Linked DNA regions of Homo sapiens: region 2 is linked to region 1. A link is an interaction called in ENCODE POLR2A ChIA-PET data of the cell type or tissue named here. Cell type or tissue: HepG2. All regions are shown on one strand.

What was found. ChIA-PET counts read pairs that join two places held together with the same protein. Peaks named below come from ENCODE experiments on the same cell type or tissue, not always from the same donor. Only the 100,000 strongest peaks of a DNase experiment are listed, where the experiment ranks them.
Region 2: POLR2A ChIA-PET joins it to region 1 with 8 read pairs; 4 of 35 experiments call an interaction of 5 or more read pairs at or near these places.

Annotation. Positions count from the first base shown.
Region 1 is chr3:197,368,532-197,372,531 of GRCh38, reverse strand. No RefSeq gene overlaps it. Among named protein-coding and RNA genes, the nearest start is that of DLG1, 72 kb to the right of the region's middle. In HepG2, no CTCF peak of the experiment used is centred here; DNase peaks (open chromatin) are centred at 1, 341, 1,621 and 1,971; H3K4me3 peaks cover 771 bases.
Region 2 is chr3:197,469,036-197,473,035 of GRCh38, reverse strand. No RefSeq gene overlaps it. Among named protein-coding and RNA genes, the nearest start is that of LINC02012, 39 kb to the left of the region's middle. In HepG2, no CTCF peak of the experiment used is centred here; DNase peaks (open chromatin) are centred at 627, 1,205 and 1,575; H3K4me3 peaks cover 683 bases.

The DNA.
Region 1 (4,000 bases):
AAGGAATGTGTTTCCTAGAAGCAAAGAATGGCAGAGCCTAGGGGTTTGGGGAGGGAGGACTTCAAAATATGGAAACCATCTGGTTCCACTCCCTTCTTTTACAGACTAGAAAATGAAGGCCAGGAAGGGGCATGTCCTGCCCAGTGTCATCTCGGGAGCCACTGGGAACAGAGTCCAGAGCTCCAGCCTCCTGGCCTGTCTTTTGATGCTCACTCTGAGGCATTCAGCTGTTTCCTCCTTCAAGAAAAGCCAGCCCCTCCCGAACCTCTTACTGACAGCTGTGTGCCAAGAGTTTCTAATTCTTATGACAACACAGCATAGGAATTGGGCGTGTTTGGTTTTCTTATGTACAGAAGCATAAAAAAGATCAAAGCACTTACAGTTTGATGATGTTCCTAAATGCAAGTTCAAATTGCTGAGTTAAACAGCCAGCAATTCTTTTAGAGCCTTTCCGGAGCAATTACTCAAGATGGAATTAAACTGTATTTGCCTTTGATTCCTTCTCATCCCTCCCTCTGCCTGAAAGGGGGAGAAGCAGGACCCAACAAAGAAAATCTTGAGAGACAGTTGTTAATTGCAGATTTTTACCTGCCTGATGTTCTTTGGCTTTGCACATTAATTAAATCAAGACCAGGTGTCTTGCAGATGGGTTAGCTGCTGGCTATGGTATGAGATTAATAGATCCCAGCAAATGGGTAAGGGAAAAAGCTCTTGAGTTTTATGGGTCATTGATGCTGCTTCTCTCAGCAGAAATTACCGCAGAGAGAGAAAGAACTCCTTGAGCTTAAGTGGCCTAGTTCATTAGAGAGCTTCCACAGCTGCTCACATGTTAATCACCTCCAGAGCCCAGAGAACAGGCAGATCCCCTCTACAGTAGACCTGAATAAGCCATCAGATCTGAAGGAAGTCAGACCTCAAATGATTGATTATTCTAAAGGAAATTGCTTCAGGATTTGAAGGTTTGTGACCTGGGCCAGAGGCTGCCGACAGGACCCTAAGCAGCAGCTGGGAGTCAGTGGCGTGACCAGATGCTAGTCCCCTGTCTACCAACCCTTCCTCTGCGATAACTTTCCTACCACTGCCAAAGCTGAGAAAGGGGTGATAGAAACAGAACCAGGCTTTTCTTGAGACAGAGTTTTGCTCTTGTTGCCCAGGCTGGAGTGCAATGGCGTGATCTCACCTCACTGCAACCTCCACCTCCTAGGTTCAAGCGATTCTCCTACATCAGCCTCCTGAGTAGCTGGGATTACAGGCATGCACCACCACGCCCAGCTAATTTTTTGTATTTTTAGTAGAGAAGGGGTTTCTCCATGTTGGTCAGGCTGGTCTCAAACTCCCGACCTCAGGTGATCCACCCACCTCAGCCTCCCAAAGTGCTGGGATTACAGGCATGAGCCACGTGCCCGGCCAAAACCAGGCTTTAGAAGGTGCTCTGGCAGTTTAGAACACAGTTCTGCTCCTACAGGCCAGGGCCCTCGCTCTTATCCCAATAAGAAGGACTTTGTATTCGAACACGGAGTGATGCCCCCATCCCAGCTCTCTCGTGGCTTAGGGTGTCCAATTCCATTGGCAAGGCCAGGTCAGGTTTCTGTCTGGGGGATCCAGGGTCAGTACTGAGGCCAGGATGAAGCAAGGGTAGGGGGACGCTGGGGCAGAGGGAAACAAAGGTCACTTCTTATTTACAAAGGACACATTTGTTCTAGCGTGTCAAGCCCTGGGCTTATGCACAGTACTGGACCATTCACTGGAGCCCTGAGCTCACACTAACAAACTGAGCGGTTCCAAATGCTTCTCAAAGGTCTGCCTTCCATGGTGACAATTCTGATTCACCATGGCTGGGATGGATTTCTGGGTGAGACAGATGATGAGCAACCAGGAGCCATGCAAGGCCCCCCGAGTCTCACCCACATGCTATTTGGAGGCAGGCACACACACTTTTTCTTTGAGACTGCAACAGACCGTGAACACACATTGGTTTGTGTAACTTGAATTCCTTTCTAAAGAACCCTGGACCTAGTCCACCCTCCCCTACAGTCAGTAAACCAAAATGTCATGGCTTTGGAGAGCTGGTAGAAATGACGAAGCTGCATCTGGCAGCTAATAGTCATGTCATGTCGTTCTCATCCCAGAAACCAGCAAAGTGGTTAAGGTAGTAATTTAATCTGCTCATTTTTTGGTTTTCTGCCAACTCTTTTCCCAAACCGATTCCCCAGCTGGTCCCTTGGCCCCATGAAACTTTCATCTGTGCTCTTCAGATGGCTTCCAAAGTAGAGGGACTCATAGCTGGGGTTACTTCTAAAAACTGGGCCCAGGGGCCAGGCACGGTGGCTCCTTTAACACTAGTGCTTTGGGAGGCCAAGGCGGGCAGATGGCTTGAGCCCAGGAGTTTGAGACCAGCCTGGGCAACATGGTGAAACCCCATCTCTACAAAAAATAAAAAATTAGCAGGGCACAGTGGTGCCAGCTACTCAGAGGCTGAGGTGGGTGGGAGGATCACTTGAGCCTAGGAGGTCAAGGTTGCAGGGAGCTGTGATCATGCCACTGCACTTCAGCTTGTGCGACAGAGTGAGATCCTGTCAGAAAGAAAGAAAAAGGAAGGGAAGGATGGATGGGGAAAGGGGAGGGGAAGGGAAGCGGGGAGAGAAGGGGGAGGGGGGTGGGAAGGGAAGGGAAGGGAAGGGAAGGGAAGGGAAGGGAAGGGAAGGGAAGGGAAGGGAAGGGAAGGGAAGGGAAGGGAAAGGAAAAGAAGAAAAAGAAAAATTGGGCCCAGGGAAGGGACCTACCTGGAGAGGAGAGTGGAGCAGGGCCAGGGCTGGACGAGGCAGTGAGGCATCTAACCTCAATAGGTAAGGAGGTGATCTCAAGGTCCCATGACCACAGCACTTACATGACCTTGACAGTAAGTGCATCTGTCAATTTTGCATCCTAGGTGCCTCACTTGCCTCACCCTCATGTTTGCCCTGGTGTGGAGGATATTTCTTTTTTTTTTTTTTTTTTTTTTTTGAGATGGAGTCTCGCTCTGTCACCCAGGCTGGAGTGCAGTGGCACGATCTCGGCTCACTGCAAGCTCCACCTCCTGGGTTCACGCCATTCTCCCACCTCAGTCTCCCCAGTAGCTGGGGCTACAGGCGCCCATCACCATGCCCAGCTAATTTTGCTTTTGTGTTTTTAGTAGAGACAGGGTTTCACCGTGTTAGCCAGGATGGTCTCAATTTCCTGACTAGTGATCCACCTGCCTCGGCCTCCCAAAGTGCTGGGATTACAGGCGTGAGCCACTACACCCAGCCGGTTTGGAGGATATTTCTATTCCTGAAGGAAGTAGTTCACTTCACTGGTGTGTAAGCCCTGGGTAGCTTTCTAAAAAGATACCAGTGCCAGGCCAATTCCATCCAAACCTTTAGGCATGGAGCCTGGGCATCTGGGACTCATCCACAGGGGAGTCAACTGTGCAGCTGGGTTTACCAGCTTCTAGCCCAAGGGCTTGCTCTGGGCCACAGGTAATAGATGGATGTTCTGCTGCCGTCTGGCCAGGGCTCAGTTGTCTCTGACTTGTCTCCTTCAGGATTTTCTCTGTGCCCCACAGGTCCCGAGGTCTGGCTGAACTTCCATACAGACTTACTCAGGCCGTCTGCTCTTGGCTACAATACCAGGCACAAACCTCTCCCCCAACTCCCAAGATACCAGCCGGGCTGTCAGCTAAGTTCCATATCAGCCTCTAGAGTATGCAGAGACTTCCCATGGTATATGCTGCATTTTCTTTGATGTGGCCACAGATACCCCCAAATACCTTGGCAAATAGACCAAATATCCTTTGCAAATAATACCCCAAATACCCGAGAACAGAGTGCTCCCCTCAACTTATTGAACACATCTCCTCCCAGACTGGAACCCAGGAAGACCCGTGCTCATCTGAATGCCCACCTCCCCCTTTCCCACCATCCTTGGAAATAAAAGAGCTGCCTCCCCCTCCCCCTTCCTGCCTTGCAGGGATCTCCCATAC
Region 2 (4,000 bases), 100 kb before region 1:
GTCTGTCTTCTTGGCGAAGTTGCAGTTTCAGAATAGAAATTACTGTAAAAACCCTGGATGGGCTGAGCATGGTGGCTCACGCCTGTAATCCCAGCACTTTGGGAGGCTGAGTGGGGCAGATCACCTGAGGTCAGGGGTTCAAGACCAGCCTGGCCAACATGGCAAAACCCCATCTCTACTACAAACACAAAAATCAGCCAGGCGTGGTGGTGGGCGCCTGTAATCCCAGCTACTTGAGAGGCTGAGGCAGGACAATTACTTGAACCCAGGAGGCAGAGGTTGCAGTGAGCAGAGATCATGCCACTGTACTCCAGCCTGGGCGACAGAGTGAGATTCTGTCAAAACAAAACAAAACAAAACAAAAAAACCCTGGGTTAAGCACCACTCACTGGAAAGGGGGAAGAAGAGTGGCACCGTAGCTCATTCCTTCAGGGCCTGGAAATATGTTTTTTTTTTCACTTGCTTTGCCCCCTCACCCTGCGGGACCAAAGCTGAGCACCCCTCTGTGGCTGACAGGCCAGCACTCTACTCATCCAGCAAGGGCTCCCCTGGGCCTCCGATCAGTACCTTTGTTCAGAATCAGGGTGTTGGCCTTTGCCCCAATGACCTGTGTGGCTTGTGTCATGACCTAGTGATACTTCAGTTCAATTCCCCTTTGTTGAAAGCCTTCCATGTGCTAAGTCCTGAGGCTACACTTGGCAGAGGCAGAAGAGAACCATCTGGTGCTGACTTCAGTGACTGTGGCCCTGTGGGTCCCATGGCTCTATGTTATTTGTGGCTTGGGCACAGGGCAGTCAGCATAGTGTGGAGGAGAGATGTCCTAGCTTTGGTTCGAACCCCAGCTCTGCCACTCACAGACTCTGGTGTTGAGGTTGAAGAAGCAAGTTGCTGAGCCTTGCTGAATTTGGGCCTCCTGACCTGTAAAATGAAGGTAAAGGTCTCAGCCTCATGGTGGCAGGGACGAGGGTTGAATTGTATCATACATGTGAATGCCTGGCACATAGAAGGCACACCATAGTTCTGATCATTGTCGTGATTGATTTAGTTCTGAGTCTCTGCATGATCCTTGTGCATTAGACTAAAAGCTATGCTTCCCTTGGTTCTGTTTGTCACTCTGGCCTAGGCTTGTAGCTGGCAGGGAGGGCCACAGGTGGAAAATTCCAGGCATTCTGGAGCATGCCTCAAAGCACACCCACTGTTCCCACAGGAAAATCAGGAAGCTTCCAGACTGCAGGGCCCAGGCCTCCCATGTGCAGGGTGGGGTGAGGTGGTGTTTGAGCACATTTGTTTTGCTTTGTGGATTTCTTTGGAAATCGGAAAGGGCAGAGGCTATTGCTAAGGAGACAATGTTTTCTATCTCTGTCCTCCCCATCTGATGTTGTCTATTAGATTTGGGGCTGGGGGAAAGGGATCAGGTCTCCAGAAACTCTAGGTTGGCTTCCTGATTTCATAACTAGCTAGGATAAATTCCTTTAGAAAAAAAAAAATTATCAGGGGGAGGAGAACCCACGGGGTTTGTGGAAAAGCTTCATGGTCCTCTCCGCCCTATCCCCATTGCTTCCCACTGCTTCAGCAGCTGCTGTTCAGATGCCAGCACAGCTGACCTTGACCTTGACAGATAAGCCCCACCGCCTTCCCATGGGGCCGCTTTGACGGGAGGGTGCTGCATTGCGCTGTTTGTGCCCATGCATGGGCCACACACAGCCCCACGGGTGGGCAAAACACATGTGACCGGGGCATGCAATTTGTGCAAGAGAAGGGTCTGAGTGAGTTGTCTTTGACTGGTCTAGTGGATGATATCCATGGGCATTTTGTTTCATCAGAGGTTACACAGATACTCTCTTCCTCATATAGGCTGAATTGTGTCCACCCAAATTCATAAGCTAAAGCCCTAATCCCCAGTACTTAAGAATGTGACTCTATTTGGAGCTAGGGGTGTGAAGGAGCTGATTAAGTTAAAACGAGGCTGTTAGGGTGGGCCCTAATCCAATCTGACTGCTGTCCTTATAATAAGAGGAAATTCGGACACACAAAGAAACAGCAGGGGTGCACACACACCAAGGACAGGCCATGTGACGACCCTCGAGAAGGTGGCCGTCTGCAAGCCAAGTAGAGAGGCCTCAGAAGAAACCAAACCCGCCAACATCCTGATCTCAGACTTCTAGCCTTCAGAACTGTGAGAAAATAAATTTCTGTTGTTTCAGCCATCCAATTTGTGGCACTTTGTTTTGGCAGCCTCAGCGAACTAATACACTTTCCATTTATGTACAAGTTTTGTTGTTGTTTTTTAAAAAAATTGGGAGTCCTTTTCTTGAGTTCGAGAGATATATTCGAAGGGGGCTTGTTTTATTGAGTAAGGTTTATTGCAAACCACCCCATGAAGCTCTTGGCCAATTTAGAAAAAGATACAAATAAAGCCCATGCCCGCTAATGTTGGTATCTTTGCACTGCAGGTCCTAAACTGTAGAGATAATCAGAGAAGATGGATCTATTTGTACTGACACGAAAGGTTGTGCATTTATGAGATTTGTCCTGCCAAGCAGTGCCAGGAAAAATGAGTGATTATGATAGCAAGTTATTCGTCTTAAAAATTGATTTATAAACATCATTAGAGAACTTGACATTTGTCTCACTGAAGAGATTTTTTTTTTATTTAATAAGAAATATGTTTCTGCCAGTTGTGATTCTAGTTAACCTAATACAATGTGTTCTGGGCTTTACTTTTTCCTTCAGTTGTTGATAATTCGATAAACCTTTATTGCAGCTGCACTTCTTTCTGAAGCTAGAAGATTCTAGAATTTCTGACAATAACTTTCTTTGGAAGAGCACTCTTAAAGAAGACTCATAACAGCCCTGTGAGGCGGTACATATATCATTACTAACAACTAGCACTTGTATAGTACTGTATCTTTCACAGAGCGCATTTATACACACCATTTCATTTCATTGCCCAAGAGGGTAAATGCAAAGAAATTAAATGAATCAGTCAGATACACAGCAATTTTTCATGCTGAGCTTGGATTACAATGCAAGCTAGAGCTTTTTCCACAACACCATCATTTTTCTTCACAAACAGAGGTTTTTAAAAATAGTTAAAATGGTGAATTTTATTTTTAGATAATTTTTAATTGATACATAATAGTTGTACATATTTATGAGGTACCTGTGATATTTTGATACATGCATGCAATGTGTAATGATCAAATCAGGGTAAGTGGGATAGCCATCACCTCAACCATTTATCATTTCCTTGTGTTAGGAACATTCCAATTCTTCTGGCTATTTTGGAATGTGTAATAAGTTATTGTTAGTCACCTACTATGCTACTGAACTATAGAGCCTATTCCTTCTACCTAGCTGCATGTTTGCACCCATTAACCAACATCTCTTCATCCAGGCTTAGAGTTTCTGTTGTTCCACAGTTACCCAGCGGGAGGGACAGAGTGGGAGACAAATGGGTCTTAATGAAGGGGTGCCATTTGTCAGCAATGGTTCAACTGCAACCCTGAAACTGAATCACACCCCATAGTAATCCTAGAAACTCTTCGTGTGTGATTGCAAAGTCCAAAAAACTATCATTTTGTAGGAGTCAACTATGCAAATAAATATCTCGACTTCTTATCTTTCTAAGTAATCTGTTGTAATTCAGTATCAGAGCTGTCAGAAAACTGATTAAGTTTGACTTCTCTTTGCCCCTAAATGAAGGGGTTAATTGCCAGGTTGAAGCCTAGGGACAGAAGGAAGAGGCAACAGAGGAATCACAGGCAGGTTTCAGTCGCTCTGGGAAGGCACAGTCATGAGCCATCGGTGGCTGCTGCTGCTGCTGTTTGCATTGGCAGGCTCAGTGTTCGTTTCCACCCAGGACTTTGTCTAAGGACACGCTGTCTCTGCTCCCCTGTTCTCACCTTCATCCAGAGCAACCCTGGGTTGCCAGACTTGTCCTTGCCCTGTGTCTTGTTGCTTCACTGCCTCTTCTCTAGCACACTTCAAGAGAAGGGAG